Regions from separate parts of the Mus musculus genome. Here region 2 is linked to region 1. The links are chromatin loops, found by intact Hi-C in ENCODE. Cell type or tissue: left cerebral cortex. All regions are shown on one strand. Links, peaks and the distances in the headings refer to the core of each region. The heading gives the core; the rest is flanking DNA.

What was found. Peaks named below come from ENCODE experiments on the same cell type or tissue, not always from the same donor. Only the 100,000 strongest peaks of a DNase experiment are listed, where the experiment ranks them.
Region 2: it touches region 1 in a loop (6-fold over the local background); 1 of 42 quality-filtered maps calls a loop at or near these places.

What each region holds. Positions count from the first base shown.
Region 1 is chr8:22,173,969-22,183,384 of GRCm38, forward strand. It overlaps Ckap2 (cytoskeleton associated protein 2), which reads right to left. Exons shown (of 9, transcript NM_001004140.2): 2 at 5,546-5,627; 3 at 3,699-3,771; 4 at 2,806-3,611; 5 at 1,787-1,991; 6 at 1,033-1,203. Among named protein-coding and RNA genes, the nearest start is that of Ckap2, 7.1 kb to the right of the region's middle. In left cerebral cortex, for the core only: no CTCF peak of the experiment used is centred there; no DNase peak of the experiment used is centred there.
Region 2 is chr8:22,119,367-22,128,782 of GRCm38, forward strand. Nek5 (NIMA (never in mitosis gene a)-related expressed kinase 5) reads right to left here and starts at 5,701. Exons shown (of 19, transcript NM_001347318.2): 1 at 5,620-5,701; 2 at 4,178-4,315; 3 at 1,418-1,502. The coding sequence starts at 4,294. It overlaps Nek3 (NIMA (never in mitosis gene a)-related expressed kinase 3), which reads right to left. Exons shown (of 16, transcript NM_011848.4): 16 at 8,917-9,416. The coding sequence ends at 9,319. In left cerebral cortex, for the core only: a CTCF peak has its summit at 4,977; DNase peaks (open chromatin) are centred at 5,006, 5,503 and 5,716; H3K4me3 peaks cover 542 bases.

The sequences.
Region 1 (9,416 bases), core at 684-8,683:
GCACCACCACTGCCCGGCATGAATATCTTTTTAAAATTAATTTATATGTATGTATGTATGAGTACTCTGCATGTACACCTGCATGCCAGAAGAGGTCATCAGATCACATAGATGGTTGTAAGCAACCATGCGGTTGCTGGGAATTGAACACAGGTTCTCTGGAAGAGCAATCCATGCTCTTAACTGCTGAGCCATCTCTCTGAATATCTTGAGCTTGTCAACCCAACATATTTCACTTGTTCAAACTGTACTACCTGATAGATGATAAAAGCATTCACTATGTTCCTCAAAGCCACCATGCTTGCTAATATAAGAATATTTAAAAATAGAAGCCCTGGTTCATAGTCCTAGTTTCAGAATTTAGTTCTAGAACAATCAATCCTATTTTCAATTTTGTGGCTAATTTTGCTTCTTGTTCCCAAGTCTCTGCCTCGGTATCATCTCTGTCTTTACGCTACAATTTCTGCCTTAGCCTTGGCTCGCACTTCTGTATCACTGCACCAGGGCCATAGTTTACTTTTTGTAATATCCTTTCTGTTCCATTATGGGACATGCATAGGAGGTTATTTTGTGCTAAAATATTCTCGGTTTCATTAAATTTATAGTTCAGCTGGTATCTATTTTCTAAAGTCTTTTTTTTTTTTTTGGTTTTTCGAGACAGGGTTTCTCTGTGTAGTCCTGGCTGTCCTGGAACTCACTCTGTAGACCAGGCTGGCCTTGAACTCAGAAATCCGCCTGCCTCTGCCTCCCGAGTGCTGGATCAAAGGCGTGCGCCACCACGCCCGGCTTATTTTCTAAAGTCTTATAACCCTCGGTACACAGGTGAAAAGTTTTAGGAGGTTGGAAAGCATAATGCAGTCCTTGCAGCCTTCACTGTTTCTGCTGCTACCATCTCCCCTGCTCTCCCACTGAACTCCACCAAGTCCTCTTGTTTCCTTTAAATAGCCATCAGGACCATACATAAAATCACAATCGGATCGAACTGCACAGTGATGTGCTGCTCCAAAACAACTCGGTGCATTTTGATCTTACCTGAGCCCCTGCCAGGATGGCCTTCTCATAGATTGAGATAATATTTTCAATAGGACTTGTGATTGGTTCAATACGTACAAGACATATCCAATATTTAACAAGTTTTTTGGCATCTGGAATATTATGAATCAGGTCATTCAATGTAGCCAAAATTTCTTCTTTTGGGCATCCCTAAAATACCAAGAAATAAAATGTGAGCTACAGACTATAAACAATAATCTGACTATAGTCAAGAACAGTGAGCAATATAAAAGGCTGACAGAAGGATCTGGAAACATGACTCAGCAGTCGAGAGTACTTGATGTTCTACCACAGGATCCAAGTTGGTGGTTTTTACCACCCAGGCTGGGCAGCTCTCAACTGACCATAACCTCCACAGTCAGTGGACCCAACACCTTCCAGCCGCTGCTGCCATCTGAGCATGTGTGGCACACATACACATCTCAGCACATAAGTAAAATAACAGCAACAACAAACCTTAAAACATTTCTAAATCATAGAATGTATAAAGATAAGGGCTCTACCAAGAGGGCTGGAGAAATGGCTCAGCATTTAAGAGCACTAGCTGTTCCTCCAGAGGATCTGGGTTCAATTCCCAGCACACACATGGTGGCTCACAACCATCCTTAACTCCAGTTCCAGATGATCTAGCACCATTTTCTAGCCTCTACAGGCACCAGGAATGCACATGGACATAAATACAGACAAAACAGCCATACACATTAAAAGCAAAGAAACAAACAAAAAAGACTACCTCATTAATAAGGTTCAGGCATTCAGAAATAGTTTTGTTTACTTTTTCAGTAAATAATCTCTGCTCATCTTCTTCTGCCATGGTAGTCCAAAAGGACCCAACTGGGTTTTCACTTTGTCCCTTTGGCTCAGCCTGGGTGACTACTGAATGAGGAGGTCGTTTTAGCCCCTTTCCTTTGCCAGTTCTCCACTCCGTCATCTGAGCTCTACAACCAGAAACAGCACATAGACATTACTTAGATTTTGATGGCGACTTCCTGCTAAGTGGAATAATTAAATATAGTTCAGATCTGGGCTGGAGAGACAGCGCAGCCGCACCAGCCACTCTTCCAAAGGACCCTGGTTTGATTCCCAGCACCACATGGTGCATTACAACCATTTCTAACTCCAGGTCCAGAGGATCTGGCGCCCTCTTCTGGCCTCCGTGGGCACCAGGAACACACATGGTACAAAGACATACATACACATAAACCACCCATACACAAATCACAACAACCTCAAGTCTATCCATCGTTCTAAACTGCTGGAACAGATCTGTCTGCAGAGAAACTCTTGAACATAACAAGATTAGATAGATAGATATTAGAACTGGGGAGACGGCTAAGAGGTTAAGAGTGCTTACTGCTCTTGCCAAAGGACCCAGGCTTGGTTCCTTACACCAACATCAAGAGGCTCACAACCACCTGTAACTCCACTTCCAGAGGAGCCAATGCTCTCACGCATATAAAGAAAATAATAAATAACACCTCCCCCAAAAGAAGCCAAGATTAGGTTTTTAAGCGAATAAATTATAAGTATTTCTCAACTGTTCTTAATTGTCCAGCTGAAATCAAAAGCAACCAGTAAACCACACTTAAACACATAACTTTTTGGTCTTCTTGTTCCATACATAAATTTGCCTGTGAGGCAGAAAATAATAAATTAAAGAAATTCTAATACGTTCAAGGAAGTTACAAAGGTAAATCCACAAATGGTATTCTACTGAAAACTAGGCAAACAAAGTGAGCTTCATCCACTCACTTCCTCTCTGCGGTGGTGTCCTTGAGCTGAGCTGATCTATGAACACTTGCTCCTGCAATCGTGTATCTGCGCTGGTCAGTATCTTTTGGCTTTACCATCAGTCTGGTATTAGACGAATCAGTCCTGGCTGCATCTTTAGATGCTATGCTTCTTGATGGGGCCTGAGAAGAACCGGCTTTGACAACGGACACAACTGGTTCTGATCGATGTGACTCCTTGTCAAGCATCCCTTTTCTGACTGTAACATTGGCAAGCGGCCTGCTGAGGCCCTGTTTCGCAGCTCCGTGGGAACTACTGTGGAGGCTTCGGATAGGTGGTCGCACAAGTGTGTCCTTCGACGCAGTGCTCACAGGTTTAGCGTCTGCAAACTTGGTGGCAGCAGCTGTAGTTGAGGCTTTTACGCTGACGGTGTTCGCAGGCTCACTCTGAGCCTTCATGGCTTTAGACACAGTAGTGGGAAGTTTCTTGGTTGTTGTAAGACTCTCGCCTTTGACACTGGGAAGCTTTCTAAATGAATTAATCTTAGACTGAACAATCTGGCCATGATAATAGCCAAGCACTCGCTTTTTAGACACATTACTGTCTTGTTTGGGCTTCTCTGCAGTCATTTGCATCTTTTTATTGTCTTTATGGTGACATGCCGGGTCTAATGTCACAGTCTGACCTGGCAAATCATCTCTTGTAGATAATAACTGCACAGCTTGAACATTATCCTTTGAATTATGTATTTCTGAGCTGGTTACTTCTCCAGCTTTTAATGGAATGCAGTTTTTCTCAACTGTACTTTCAATATTTTCTTTATCAGCCTAGAAGAGTTAAAAGAAATCATTATCTCAGAATCCATTTCTTCATAAAGAGTACAGGAAGGTCTGAGGGCTAGACATGTATCTTACCACTTCTGTTTTGAGTTTCACAACTTTTTTCCCTTCTTGGACCCGATCCTCAGATGTTATCATTTTCTGATCTCTATTAATTAAAAGAAAAAAAAATTTCTGTACAAAGGAAATGTGCTTTCAGGGAAGAGGCAAGAGAATATCTAATAATATTTTATTATTTATTGAGGTCATTCAAGGCCCCAGGATCTTTAACTGTAAATTAAAGCAAGAAATGAATTAAGATTTGGTTATTCTAAGCAAAATATAGTTAGTGGAGTAAAAACGTGGGTTTAAAAATTTCAGCCCAATTTTCTTTTTTTTTAGCTATAGACTAGTATAATATCTGACTACCCTTAGCAAAATGATACCAATTATGTACAAAAATCAAGGTAGGAATGTAAATGAAGAAATATCTAATAAAAAAATTGCTTAATTAAAAAAAATCAAGGTAGGAAATAAAATATTGTCATCTAGACACTTGAGTAATTCCAAAACAGAGTCACAAATTCAGCATATGCTAAAATGTGTATATAGTGCTATTTGGTAGAACTGACAAAATCTGTTATTCCTATAACTAATAAAACTTTAATTCCTACCAACTACAAAGTAAAGTTAATATCCCCAAACACTGCTTTTCTATTGATGAAATCTACACACACAGAGGGCCACCTGATGTCCTCAAAAGTCACTGACTCAAGTATTAGTCACACCTGAAAGGTTCTTTGTTTAGTTTTGCTTTTGTTTGTTGAGACAGGGTCTCTATTTAGAAATCAGCTCTGTAGACCAGGCTGCCTTTCAAGTACACAGATCCTCCGGCTTCAGCTCAGTGCTGGGATTAAAAGCACGTGACACCACACCAAGCCTTAAAAGATTCTTTTACTGCAACATCTAGGCTACTGTTTTACCAAACAACTGGGCACTGTAGCCTGAAAGACACATGGAATTATCCATCTCAGCTGCAGTGGTACCAACCCATGATCTATACTTGGGGACAGAAGAAACTCAAGTTTGAAACTTGAGTGTTTGAATGCATTCAAAACCAAACACCGATGTTGACAGCACAGCATATCTCCTAAGTCAGTATTTCAGTACACATACATACACTTTGCTCTAAAACTCTTTCCTCTTGGACCCGGGATGGCTCAGTAGATGCAGATGACTGCCACAATTTGATTCACAGAGCCCACAAGCCTGAAGGCTACTTTGGCCTGCACATGTGTACAGTACCTTGAATACACATACACAATAGGTGTACAAAAATGAATTGCTTCCCTTTAAGAGTCTAAACATATGTGTAAAACGATGATCAGGTGCATCACCTACATCAAGCAGCTGCTGGTACAAACCGAGATGGGCCCAAAGTGTTGACTCACACCACAACTTTGAAGACGGGATACCAAAAGAGAGGGTATAATGCCGTAATACTTTTTCTTTGTGGTGCTGAAGGGTAGCAGGCATTCTACTACTAAAATACATTTCCAGACCTCTTAATACTTTTAAATATCGCATGTTGAAAATGATAATATCTGGAATCATAACTGGGTTAAGTGTTAAAAATCATTTCATTTTAAAGTTAAAAGTGGTTAGTAGGAAGTAAAAATTACAAATGAGCTGGGTGTGGTAGCGCATGCCTTTAATCCCAGCGTGCTCGGGAGGCAGAGGCAAGTGGATTTCTGAGTTCGAGGCTAGCCTGTTCTACAAAGTGAGTTCCAGGACAGCCAGGGCTACACAGAGAGACCCTGTCTCAAAAAACCAAAAAAAAAAAAAAAAAAAATTAAAAAAAAAATTACAAATCGGGTGCATGTTAGGTTCTTAGTGCACAACTCTAATGTAATTCTCCAGAACTGAATTAAACTTCACCTCACCTGGATATCTGATTTTCTTGTTTGTATGGAAACACTGTTTTTCGTATTAACAGATATTCCTTGAGTTTTTGTTTTCTTTGTTCTAGAGAGGAAAGAGCAACAAAATCAACTTTAGTTAAAACATCAACTATGACAGAGTAAAAGGTTATTTTTCTTGGAAAAATTATTCTGAGATAGTGTTTTTATATTAATATTGATGAAGAGGAAATTCAAATTAATAGAATTGATGTCATAAGTATTTGCTAATGGATTTGCTTAGGAGACATTAAATCATACAAAGTCCTGGTCTACTACAAAGTACCTTGTGCTCTTATCAGTAAAAACGTAATTCTGCCAGGTGGGCAAGAGGACCCTCAGTAACAACTATTTGAGAAAATGAAAAAAAAGTACTTAAATAGCTCTAGCCATATCTTTGCTATATCAATCTCCCATCTGCCTAACTGGCCAGACTCATAGTCTCTTAATTGCTCAAAGTGTAACCTGGAGCCAAGACCTGAACCAGATTTAATGACTGCATATATAAAACACTCTAGCCTCCAGTGTATGTAAGTTATTGAAATCTTCTCTTCAAAGCCACGTCTCCTTGGACATCAGCCAGAGCTGGACAAGTGCTGTAAAAGAGCATTTCCTCCATTAGTCCCTAAGTCAGGCGTGGAGCAACTCCTCTCTGCGAAAGCAGGTGATTTCTATAACATGGAGGCTCCCAGTGTGACCTACAGAGCTGGTGCCTCTGTGCTGCTCGAAAGCGTTCACATGGCTGGAGAGGAGTCCTGCGAAGAGTGCCCCCAACCAGTTTCCAGTACTTCCTCTGAGGGCACTCCAAACTCTCCACTCTCATCAATGGTCCAGGCTCATTCAGAGACAAGAAAAGCTCACAGGAAAGAAGCAGGATAAGGTAAAATGGCAAGACTGGCCCCCAGGTCTCAACCAGGCTCCACCCCATAGGGGAGAGAGGGCTCAGAACAAGCCCTAAGGAAGCTTCCTAGGAGAGCTGACAAGAAGGTTTCCCATTAAGAAAACGGTGGCGGGGAATGGTGTAACCTTGGATTGAAAGTTAAGTGAAGGTCCTGCCTGTTTGGCAGCCAGGAGAAGTCTCCTGCAGAGACCCCCTTTTTCCCCCCCACGCAGAGGAAGAACTTTCTTTGAGAAATTAGCTGCCTGTTCAGCTGGATTGTGCCATATAAACCAGACTCCACCTTCATCCTGAAGCCTGCTCCCTTTGTGCTCCCAGATTAGAGCTGCTGGCTCGGCTCTTCTCTCTCTCTCTCTCTCTCTCTCTCTCTCTCTGTGTGTGTGTGTGTGTGTGTGTGTGTGCACACGCGTGCGCAAGTGCATGCGTGAGTGTGCCTAGCGTATACAAAGCTCTGAGGTTCATCCTCCCAAACAAATAAATAAATAAATAAATAGCATCAAATGTCCTAATTGAGTGAAAATTGCAGGGAACACCATTTCAATATAGGGTTCCAGAAACAACTGTGTAGAGAGAGGTGTGTGTGTGTGCATCTGACACAAAAGGTGCAATTAAAACGTAGGGCTCCTCCTTTCATAAAGAGGAAGGAGTTTTGATTCTTGCTCAGAACAAGAAAATGGCTCTGGGTTTTTTAAAAGAAAGGAAAGGCTCCTTTGGCAGGTTACTCCAATGGCCCATATAGTCTTCTCCACCAAGCCCTGCCTGGGATAAACACTGGCCAAGACCCAGGCATCCTGGCCAGCCAGTTTTTCTGTGCTGTAAAGCTGTGGTCTCCAAAGGGAGACTGAAGGTCTTAACTCACTCTTTGCACTGAATCTCCAAGCCTGCTTCCTCTGAGACAGTCTTTCTGTTCTTGGTACTGACTCCTCTGCCTTATACCCGTGGTCTGCCTTACCAACCCTAGATACTCTTTTGGTTTTGTTCCCACTTTTCAGCTATAAAGACATGGGGGTGGGGGGACTGACAAAGTTTCCTGAGGTCCCTTCGATGTCTGTTTTTTATGGTTTAATAGGTTATAATACCTGTAAGCTTAAAAGAGCCAAACGGGAAAAATAAACTAGAGGTTTAACCCACAGAGGAACCAAGCTCTTCCTGCATCATAGAATCATTATATTCTGTATAATCAAGACCTGTAATTTGATGTATTCATACTCAGGTTTTCTCAGTGTCTGTCCGCATCTACAGACACCCACAAACTCCTTATGGGTATACAGATCACCGGCTTCCTCTGTCTTACAGAGAAACAAATACCTTTTGGGTATGGGTAATGTTGGAAAAGCCCCAAACTAGCTCTGGAGGTGAGATTTGGCCTGCCCATTTCAGGCTGGCCCCTGACCCTGTGACAGGAACAGAACAGCCCAGGAAAAAAGTCATTGTGTGCTTGAGGACAGGTAAAAGGTAAATTATGCCCAAAAGAGGCTACTACTATTACTTAGCTCATGGTATAGAGGTGCCTATAATAAAGCAGATAGTGAGAAACGTACACCTGGGGAGGGTCTCTCAATCATAACTCCAGCACACAGAGCCCCCTCAGCCACATTCTGTTAGAGGATGGACACATGAAATTAAGCCTCTATATACTATATAGGTCACAAAGGCTGTCTTAGGTTTTCTGTAAGGTTTGCCTAGAAACTTACAGGGCCTAATGTCTTAACGGTATGCTTGTTCACAGGTAGTATTCATTTATTGCATTACTCTATGTGTGTAATTTGGAATCAACTTTCCTTTATTAAAGTGATGGTGCATAATACATTCTAGCTAGACAATGGCCATCTTCAGAACTCCAGCTGTGTCTATTAAAATAATCACAGCTGGGCTTGTTAAATGTTAATATCCCTACAAGGAGGAGACAGGCAAGGCCAGTGTACCCTCTCCTGAGTATCCAGGCCCAACTGCATGAGGCCTCAAGGTTTCTAGAGATTGTGTATAAGGACTGGGAAAAACTGGGAGGTCAGGGGGGGACTTATGTAGCTTGGGAAAGTTGCTATACTTAGTGGGTAGAAGCCCAGGGGAAAACAGATACACACACACATACATACACCTCTTTTAGGAAAATTTCTTATAGCAAATGATAAATTTATTTGTTATGGTTATTTAATTTTTTGCTTGTTTCTTTTCAATACAGGGTTTTTTTGCGTAGCTCTGGCTATCCTGGAACTCTCTTGCTAGACCAGGCTAGCCTGCCAGCCTCTGCCTAAAGGTGTGTACCACCACGCCCAGCTGGATGTTTACAGTGTTTAAATTGTTTGGTCAAGGTGATTCATACGTAAAGGTTAAGATAGCTGCACGTTTCTGGGACTATAAAAATAGTTTACCATCTAAAACTACAATCCTGGAAGTTCAGCTCTCTGAGTCCTCTACCCGCCGGTTTGTTCTCATTTATACAGAATGTTCTCTCATTCAAGATTCTTGCTCTTTCTAAGTCTTTCTCAGGATCAGTGAGACAATAAAAGGTTAAATTCTTTTAGATAGAATAAATCAGATTAAAAAAAAAAGAGAGACAAAACCATAAAAGCTTAAAGCGAAGTCAGAGTAGGTCTGACTATGTTCAAGGGGCCTTGTAGAGGATGGCTTAGACAGTATACTCAAGGGTTACAGTGACTGCTCCTGTGGATACAGGGTAACAAAAGCTGACTGAGACACGCATGTCTTGTCCTGTGTGTCTCTGCTAACTTTGTTAAGCTTTAAACATCTGGAGAAACTGTGGTCAGAATTAAGTGTACACTTGTTATTCTTAGGTCTCCTTGGGACAACCAATCCTCCAGTTCTCCGCTATAATTACACTTGTGATAAAATAAGCTACTTGATATAAAAGATCTTACAAATTGACTTAGACTTTGTAAAACTATACTATACAGGATAATGAAGTTCCCAGTTTCTCCATGGACTGAACTTATCATA
Region 2 (9,416 bases), core at 931-8,930, 54 kb before region 1:
CTCGGTGTAGATGGCACCATCCCAAGGGGTGGGGTCCGTAATGGAATGGGAGAGTTGAGCACAGAGAGATGGTCTGAAGCCATTAAATAAGTGGCATTTGTTTCTGCAGCAACAGAAAAGAAGCTTAGCCGTGGGGAGGTTTTTGTTTATTCAGTTTGACATCTAGAGCTCTGGGTTTAGAACATGCTTAGCACCTAAGGATTAATGTTTACTGATGGAATTCATTTTGCATTAGGAAAACATGACTAAAGTCTCCTTATTTTTCTTACCCTGCTTCAAATTCATAAAAACCTCATCTTTCGTACTAGACAGTTAATTTTGAGTAAACCAAAAGGATTATCTGGGCGGGCCTGACCTGATCGCATGATTTACGGCCATCTGAGTCTGGAGGTTAGAGACAGAAGTGGGTATAGATTTCCACTCCATTTCCTGGCCATGTAGCAAGCACAACGGTTTACCTCTCCTGGTAGAGAGTGGCCCCTAGCTAACAGCTAGCAGGAAAATGGAAGCAGACGTCAGACCATGGTTCTTGTAGCGGGAAATGAGCTGTTGTAGGTCCAGCAAAGCTTGTAGTTACAGGTTCTCATAGTCAGGTGCCTCCAGGCTCCGAGGCCCTTGGCTAAGCCTGTGCTTTAAGCACCAACAAGCTACCAAGCAATGTACAGGGGCAAAAAAGGTCATCTATACTCGAGTGGTCTTAGCTGTGTAACTGTATCCATTGTAAAATGAATCTTCTAAATCCCATCTCACACGGAATAGACATATATTCCAGTCTATTCAAATAGTCCAGCTCATCCACTCATCTAGCAGCTGTACACTGAGCAGCTACTATCTGCCACATGTAGAGGACCAAAGTCTATATAAAACTCCCTAAATTCATTAAATTGAGGTTTGTGTGTGTGTGAGAGGGGGGGGGAGAGGGAGCTCATACATGCTACACAAATTATTCTACCACTGAGTTGTATTCCCACCCCTAAGTTTCCTGTCTGAAGAAAAAAATAAAGAGCCACACACATTAGCAGAAATGTACCCTGGGGAGCTATTGAAGGCTAGGGGCTTGGGGAAGTCTGAGGGTGAGAATTCAGCTAGACAAAGGACTTCAACAATAACTCAAATGACGAGGAAGAGAAAGATGGGAAGGGTGGATAGAAAGAAGTGTGGTACTTTATTCCCGGACCACCTTTAAACATTATTCAGAGCTCAGGGTGTAATTCAGCTACACAGTAACCCAAGACCAGCCTGGGACATGGAAGACCTCATCTAAAAAGACAAACCTCACCAGACAGGAAACAGAGACCATTTAACTAGAAAGGAAAACGAACACACTTACAAAATAATAAATATACAACTCTTGGGGACACATCTTTTCTAAAGATTTTGAGTTTAATAGGATGCCTTAGTGACAGAAAAGTCTAACCTTGAAACGAGCTGAAGAAGGTTACGATATTGGGATGCTCCATCCTAGCCAGAAGAATCACTTCGTTCTTTGAGGCCTCTTTTTCCTGGAAGGGCATCAAAGGTACACTGAGAGACAGCATGTTTTGTACAGGTAACTTGCTTACAGAGGCACGAGTCCTGCTCACTCCCGTCTGAAACCCCCCAAGATGCCACTGGCTTTAACGTCACTTTTAGAACTTATCTCTTGAAGGCAGGGCCACCATGGAATGAGCACAGTGCCTCATTAAATCCATTAGTTTGTCAGTGATAATTATAGTCAAGAAAATTAATAACCCTGGGGAAATGTCATACTAAAAGTTGGAAACTGGTTACACTTGATGCAGGACTGTATTCCCAGATACCTGGAGACAGACCATCCTGAGCAACATAGTGAGGTCCTATTTCAAGACAAAGCAACAAAACAGGGCTGGAGAGTTGGCTCAGTGGTTAAGAGCACTGATGGCTCTTCCAGAGGTCCAGAGTTCAATTCCCAGCAACCACATGGTGGCTCACAACCCTCCGTAATTGGGTCTGGTGCCCTTTTCTGGTGTGTCTGAAGAGAGCAATGGTGCATAAAATAAAGAAATAAATCTTTTTTTAAAAAAATAAGTAAATGCAAATTATAAATAAATGTGTAACTATATTTTAATCATTCTCTAAGTATCTGTGACTTACTTTATCCTCCAGCATAAGGAAATTCTTCCTAAATCCTAACATTCCAAAAGCAATCACTGCTGAGGAAGAAATGGTCCTATGCTACAAAAGCAAAATTCCAGACTTCAGTAGTCTGAGGCAGGAGGATTCTGAATTACAATAGAAGATCCTGCCTCAAAACAAAATCAAAGCTGGTTTCTTGTGGCCGGCAAGAGAGCTTGGCAGGTAAAGGCACTTGCCACCAAACCCAGTGAGCTAAATTCAATCCCTGAACCCCACATGGTCAAAGGATGGAAAGAACCGATGCCCGCAAGTTATCCTCTGACCTCCACATGTGTGGCGTATCGCACATGCATGCATATGCACACATGTGTGGCATATCCACATGTGTGCACATGCACACAGCAAGTGAATGAATAAATGTAAAAAGAAAACAATCTTACAATTTAATTTTAGTTTTGCAATTTATTATTCTATTTGTCATATAATAATAGTACTTTTTAATTGTTTTGGTGCCTATGCATATTCCCCATTTCTGTCTCCCTCCCCCACCCTCTCTCTCTCTCTGCAAGGGGTGTGCCTCTCTATGTAACTCAGGCTGGCCTAGCTGGGAACTGATGGTTCTCTTGCTTTAGCCTCCAGAGTGTTCGATTACCTGTCTCCTTTCTCCCTAACAGCCTCCTTCTGTGTGTGTGTGTGTGTGTGTGTGTGTGTGTGTGTGTGTGTTGTATATACATATTAAATACACACTCCACCACTGAAACAGCTCAGCCAATATTTTTTAATTGACATTCTCAATCCTAGGTTCTAATCTAAGATCCAGTGTCACATGACTTATTCTAAATAACATGATCAGAACACGAATTTCAGATTTCAAAATGCTTTTTTTTGTTTTGTTTTGGGTTTGTTTTTTTGTTTTTTTGTTTTTTTTTCCAGACAGGGTTTCTCTGTGTAGCCCTGGCTGTCCTGGAACTCACTTTGTAGACCAGGCTAGCCTCGAACTCAGAAATCTGCCTGCCTCTGCCGCCAGGCTCAAAATGCTTTTTAAATTTTAAATTTACTCTGAAAAATGTAGCTACCAGGGTGGTAGAGATGGATGGAGCTGGGGGGCAGGGGGCATAGGGGGTGTGGGAGACAGCAGAGGGAAGGTGTCTTAGTTAGGGTTTTACTGCTATGAACAGACACCATGACCAAGGCACCTCTTATAAGGACAACATTTAATTGAGGCAGGCTTACAGGTTCAAAGATTCAGGCCATTACCATCAAGGCGGGAACATGGCAGCATCTAGGAGGTTCAGGAGGAGCTGAGAGTTTTACTTCTTCATCTGAAGACTGCTAGGAGAAGACTGGCTTCCAGGCAGCTAGGATGGGGTTAATAAAGCCCACACTCACAGTGACATACCCACTCCAACAAGGCCACATCTACTCCAACAAAGCCACACCTCCTAATAGTGCAACCCCCTGGGCTATCAAAGTATTACAGAAAGAAAATGAGAACATGAAGTTAGGTAAAGGGCATGCAGACAAGTCCTTTGTTCAGTGGGAGGAGAGCAGGCCAAGAGAATGAATGCAATACATGTTCCTGGGAGGGTTTCAAGGGGATGAAAGAAGAGAGCATCAGGTGAACCTGAAAATGCACAACTGTGAAAAAGGTATTTGCTTTCATGCTATAGCAAGATTATGGGGGCTGCCTGCCTGCTCAGAGGAGAAGAGGAAGGGGGACAGGAGAAGGACTGTGGTGACCGGGAAGAGGGCAGTGAGCAAGATATAAAGTGAATAAGTAAAGATAAATAAATAAACAAACATAGAAAAATATGGGGGGGGGGGGGCTGGAGGGACGACTCAGTGCCCACTGTTGGAGCAGAAGGCCTAGGTTCAGTTCTTAGCACCCATCAGGTGACTCGGAACTGCCTGTAAATTAAGTTCTGGGGCTTCCAATGCTGCCTGGCCTCTGCAGGTGCTTGCAGTCACAAGGTGCCCATAAATTCACACAGGCACACGTGTATATATGCATAATAAACAAACAAACAAAATTTAAAGCTAGATATACCACTTAAAGTTATCTAAAATTCAAACTTAACTTTACCTTTGTCAAACTGATTTCTTTTATGACACAGTGACTGCTTTCTGATTTATCTTTAGCCAAGTACACCTTCCCAAAGGTGCCTTCCCCAATGATCTTAATCAGGTGAAAGTTATCCATGGCTCCAGGCGTCAGAACTTCCTAAAATGAAGAATAAAACCTTGACTGCACAAGACAACTAGCCGGCAGAAGAGGGATGAAAAGCAAAGGAGCTGTTTGTTAAAACTTTCCACCCAGCGTTTCAGACACACCTAAGGAACTTCCTTCTGGCCACAAGTAACGCTGCGGAAAGGGGTTTAGTTTGGTGGATTCCAAGGTCACGCTGGGATCTTAGACAATTCACCACCTCACAAAGCCTTTCTTCTCTAGCGTCTGAAATGGAAAATTATTTGTGTTTGAAAGAAAGACATGTCGCTTGTCCGGGGTGGGTGGTTGTCTAAAAAGCGGTAAGTCTAAGGGCGAGGCACGCACAGTTCGGGTCTCAGTGGGGACGTGCTGCCTTCTACAGGGAAGCCAGGGAACTCTGTTGGTGTCTGGGGTTCTACGTTGTGGTATTTAAGATGTACTTGGGGCCTTAGGTACTACCTATGCCATCCAAAAGTTGTTGGTCACACACAACAAGGAATCACCAAAACGTCTCTGCAAACCTTATGTAAAGAAAAACCTAATTCGTAATTATCTACCTCTAGAACCAAACTATCACATCTATCTAAGAGGGATTAACTAGTACTTCCTAGGAATAGAAACCGAGGCTTGGTTGGGTCTGGGCATTCTCCAATGAATTGCGCTCCAATTTGGAAAAATACCCCATCTACTGGCTGGCTGTAGGGCTGCAGTCAGTGGGAGATCCAGAGTTCTAGCAACCGCAGTCAGGTGACTGTCCTGGCAACGGGCTCCAGGAGTTTACAGGTGGACTACGCACTCCATTGTAGGTTGCTTTCCTGTTTCCCTTTTATGCCACAGTCAGGGCATAAAGGTTTTTTTTTTTTTTTTTTTTTTTTTTTTTTTTTTTTGCTGTACTGGGAAGCGAACCCAGGACTGCATACATGCAGGGTAGGCATCCTACTATTGAGCTTATTCTTTTGGGAAACCATTATTGAAACAGGTCTAAGCTGTTCACGTAGGCCTTGAGTTTGTCACCCTCCTGCCTCAGGCACAATGCAGACTTCTAAAGCCTTGGGTGGTCAACTATAGGTTGTTTTCCTATAATTTCAAGACGGGGACTTCTAAGTTGTCAGCGTAGGGCAACAGCCAGCATGTGGGCGGGAGACCAGAGTTCAGAACTTTTGTAGCTTGTGCGTTGTCATGGAAACCGACGCAGCCCAGTGAGCGGGGCTTCCTAGTTGCCGCCCTGTTTACTCCTGCCTAGATTCCCATTTCTCTCCCCTCAGCTTCGAGGGGCCCGCGACAGCTCCGGAAAAATGAACACATTGGGCTCAGCTTACCTGCTCGGCGGGCGTTAAGCAGTGAGCATGGAAGAATCGGTGCTCCAGCCGCTAAGCCTCCCAGACGCAGGGGCAGGGCCACCCTCGCCCGGGGGAGAGAGAGGGGGAAGTGGGCGGAGTGCTGGGCGGGAGCAGAGGAGAACCCCAGGGCTCATTTCCAGGTACCCCGGGTCTTCCCGCTCCTCCGCTCTATAATAAATAAGTCAGAGGTGGGACAAGCACACTTTTATTGGTCTGAGAGTTGGCAACCTGTAGCTTGGTGTCTGAGGATGCAGGAGGAGGCGGGACAAAGTCTGAGAAGGTTTTGTAGTGGAGAGTAGGGAATGGGAGAAATCACTCCAAGGGCAAACTTTCCCAAAACTGCGGGGTGGAAGATATGTCAGATTCTTGTTGCAGCCTTCGGGTTCCAGGGAGTGTGCTGGGGTGGCCATTTTCCAGAATTCTATGAACAGCATTTTTTTTTTTAAAGCCTCGGACCTGTTTTCTGGGTGGCCTTTTGCGCACGGAGTTAGGGGCAACTTTCCTAAGGTCCCCAGCATGCTAAGCAGTGTACAGCTGTAACATACTCCCAGGAGGAAGCATGTTTCTCATGCAAGGTCTTTTTTTTTTTTCTTAAAGAATTACTAATTTTACATAAATGAGCACACTGTTGCTGTCTTCAGACACACCAGAAGAGGGCATCAGATCTCATTACAGATGGTTGTGAGACACCATGTGGTTGCTGGGAATTGAACTCAGGACCTCTGGAAGAGCAGTCAGTGCTACTAATTGCTGAGCCATCTCTCTAGCTCTCATGCGAGGTCTTAATTACTGCTGAAAGGTGTATGTCAGAAAAGAACCTGGGTCCACTAACAAACCCCAGGTGCTGCCCAGTGATCTGCAACCTAGCATTTCCTGAGAGTCACGTTGCAATAGGTTACCTGTGGGAATATATAACTTTCGGGGTGGTACTCACACAGCAAGATAGCTATATCCAGTGGAATCTAAAACCCGTAACCATTTCATACCCCCCCCCCCCCGTTATCCAGCCCCCTCCACAAAAAAGCTCACTTCTCTAAAAGCGGACATCACACCTTTTTTTTCCCCCTCTTTTATCTACATTCTACTTCCTGGGACAGAATTTTATAAAAATGTAATCCTCTTAATGTTTGAAATTCTTACTGATTCCCATGTTCCGAAAGAATCGTATAACTGGAAATTAGTATTTCCTGACTACAGCATTTGTTTTGTTTTATAGTAGTATGCTACTGATTGAAATAAAATTTTAAAATCAAATTATCTTGGAAATTAATTCCTTAAAAATCTAATGGGTTCCACATGGGCAACAGTGGACTTCTTAGAACAGATGAAGTGTTGTTGTTGTTGTTGTTGTTGTTGTTGTTTCCCCCCCTGTAGACAGGGTTTCAGTATGTACCCCTGGTTGGCCTGGAACTCAGAGAGGTCCAGATGCCTGCCTCTGCCTCCTGCTGAAACTAAAGATGTGTGTTACACCCAATCCCCTTTCTTTTTAAAAAGCTACCAGGGCTGGCAGATCTCACCCAAAGAAGCAAACACAAGGAAGTTTGGTTTAAAATAGAAATCATCTGATTTTCAAGAGGATTCGCAATCTGACTTACTCTCAGCGGGAAGATACACAAGTGATCTCAAGTTTGCTTTGTCTGATGGGCTGTGATGTCTGTATCTGGCGATTAGAGCGGACAGAGGCGCGGAGGGTGACGTCTATGGAAGTTGAGTGTCTTGGAAATACTAATGGAGATGGATGCTTTCTTGAGCATGTAACATCATCGGGAGAGCGTGGAGACAATGTTTAAGGGACTGACCTAGGAAGGGTGATGACAGCAACAGAGGCCACGCACAAGCTCTGCACTCTGGATGCTAACTTGTTCCTCAGAGCATTGAGGGTGAACGATTTGGACACTGCTCTGGACGTGTACTGGTCTGAACAACCAAGCAGGTGGTCGCAAGCCATGTTCCTCACCATCAGGGAAAGCAGACATAGAAAAAGAGCAAGAAGAGACACCTGAATTACTCCGTGACTTCTGTATGAGGCAGTGCTTGACTCAATACATACACATGGGGATGCACAGAACACGGATATGTAGACAGCGCAGATATCCCTCGAGCAACCAGCACACTCGGCAAGCACACTCAACACCCAGACACTGGCTTTTAACCCAGTGAGAGGAACCATGACCTCTTGGGGGGAAAATGGTTGATCCTGGGGCTGGAACAGAGAAGGTATAGGTTGATCCTACTTCATCTTGTTAGTAAAAGGGCAAGAACATCACAAAAGGACACAGGAACCATCTGGAAAGAATGAAGCTGCCAAACCCATGACTCGGTGTAACATTATACTTTTGACCAACAGTGGTAGGACTTAACACCTCTCAGCTTCAGTGTGGCCTGAGTTAGTGACAGTGAACTGACTGGGACATGGAAGTTTAGTACCTGTGATGGTAGGGAAGCCTAAGAGGTACTGAGTTACTACTGCTTGGGGCAAGCAGCATCTGAGGCATGCCACGGCGACATCATGTACTCCTTGACAGGACATGAGGAGGACAGACCTTACCTTTGTGAAGATTGCTGGACATACCCAAATGGAGGATAAAAACAAAATACGTAACCAGCACTCCTCAGAAATGGCAAGGACAGACAGACAGACAACCTCGGGACCATGGGAGACTAACCCTGACTATGTGACTAAGTTCAAGGAGATGTCCAGGTGGAGTGTGAATTTACACAGCAGCCATTGCATGTTAGGATAAACAAAAGATGGGCGGAGGTGTAGCTGTGGTACAAAACCTGCCTGACATTCATAAGGTCCTGGGTTTGATCCCCAGCATTGATAAAAAGGGAGGGGGGGGTTAACTATAAGCTACTTATAGCTGGCATGTCATCAGGTCCTGATAAATGACTGGACCATATGGGGTGAGGAGAAACCTGTTTATACCTGTTTCTTCTTTGGGGACAGAGTCTCCCTTCTTTAAAGTTTTCTAGCATTAAATGTGGAGATCTAACATCCTGCATGTAATGTGCATGGCGCCCCACCTCACTGAATAACACGTTCTAGGGACACAGGTCGTATCTCTTCAGCTGGATCTCTGCCTCCAGACCAGGACTGCAATCTTCTGGCAAGCTCTGGAGCCACCCACTCCTCCCATGGCTGATCCCCTGACCTCTGACCCTTTTGTAAATGCTCTAAGGAACATTGAAAGGCAGCTGGTAGTTGGTAAGTATCACTGGAAATCATCTTGAAGCATATCCAAACTGGGTATTATTGAAAACCAGCACACACGGTTATGCCATAGCTTAATGTATTTAGATCCTTAAACCTTTAGGAAATGTGAGAGTGTTACATGGTAATTGGGGATAACAGGCACTGGACAGCTGTAACTGTTGCCGTGAGTGTTCCTATGAGGTAGGCGTTGTTACTCTCATTGTATAGTTGAGAAGATTTGGGATCAAAGGAGTTAAGTCATTTCCTAGTGTCACACACATGGTGGCCGGCAGACGAGCATGGCATCTCCGTTCTGTCGGAACACAAGGCATGAAGCATCTGCTAGACTTCCGTTGTGTTGAAATCTCGCAAGGGTTCTGGATTGCTTTGTAAACTTGCGATATACATTTTCTCAGTCCTCACTTCCATTCCCAGCCATCAGTGTCTCTCGCCAGTGTCTCTCGCCAGTGTCTTGCCATGACTCAGGCACGTTCTCCGAGGAGTTGTCCACCAGGTCCATCCCCGTATCCTACGTGCTTCTTTAGTTCTGACACCCAATCAGGGTTTTCGTTATCTTCCT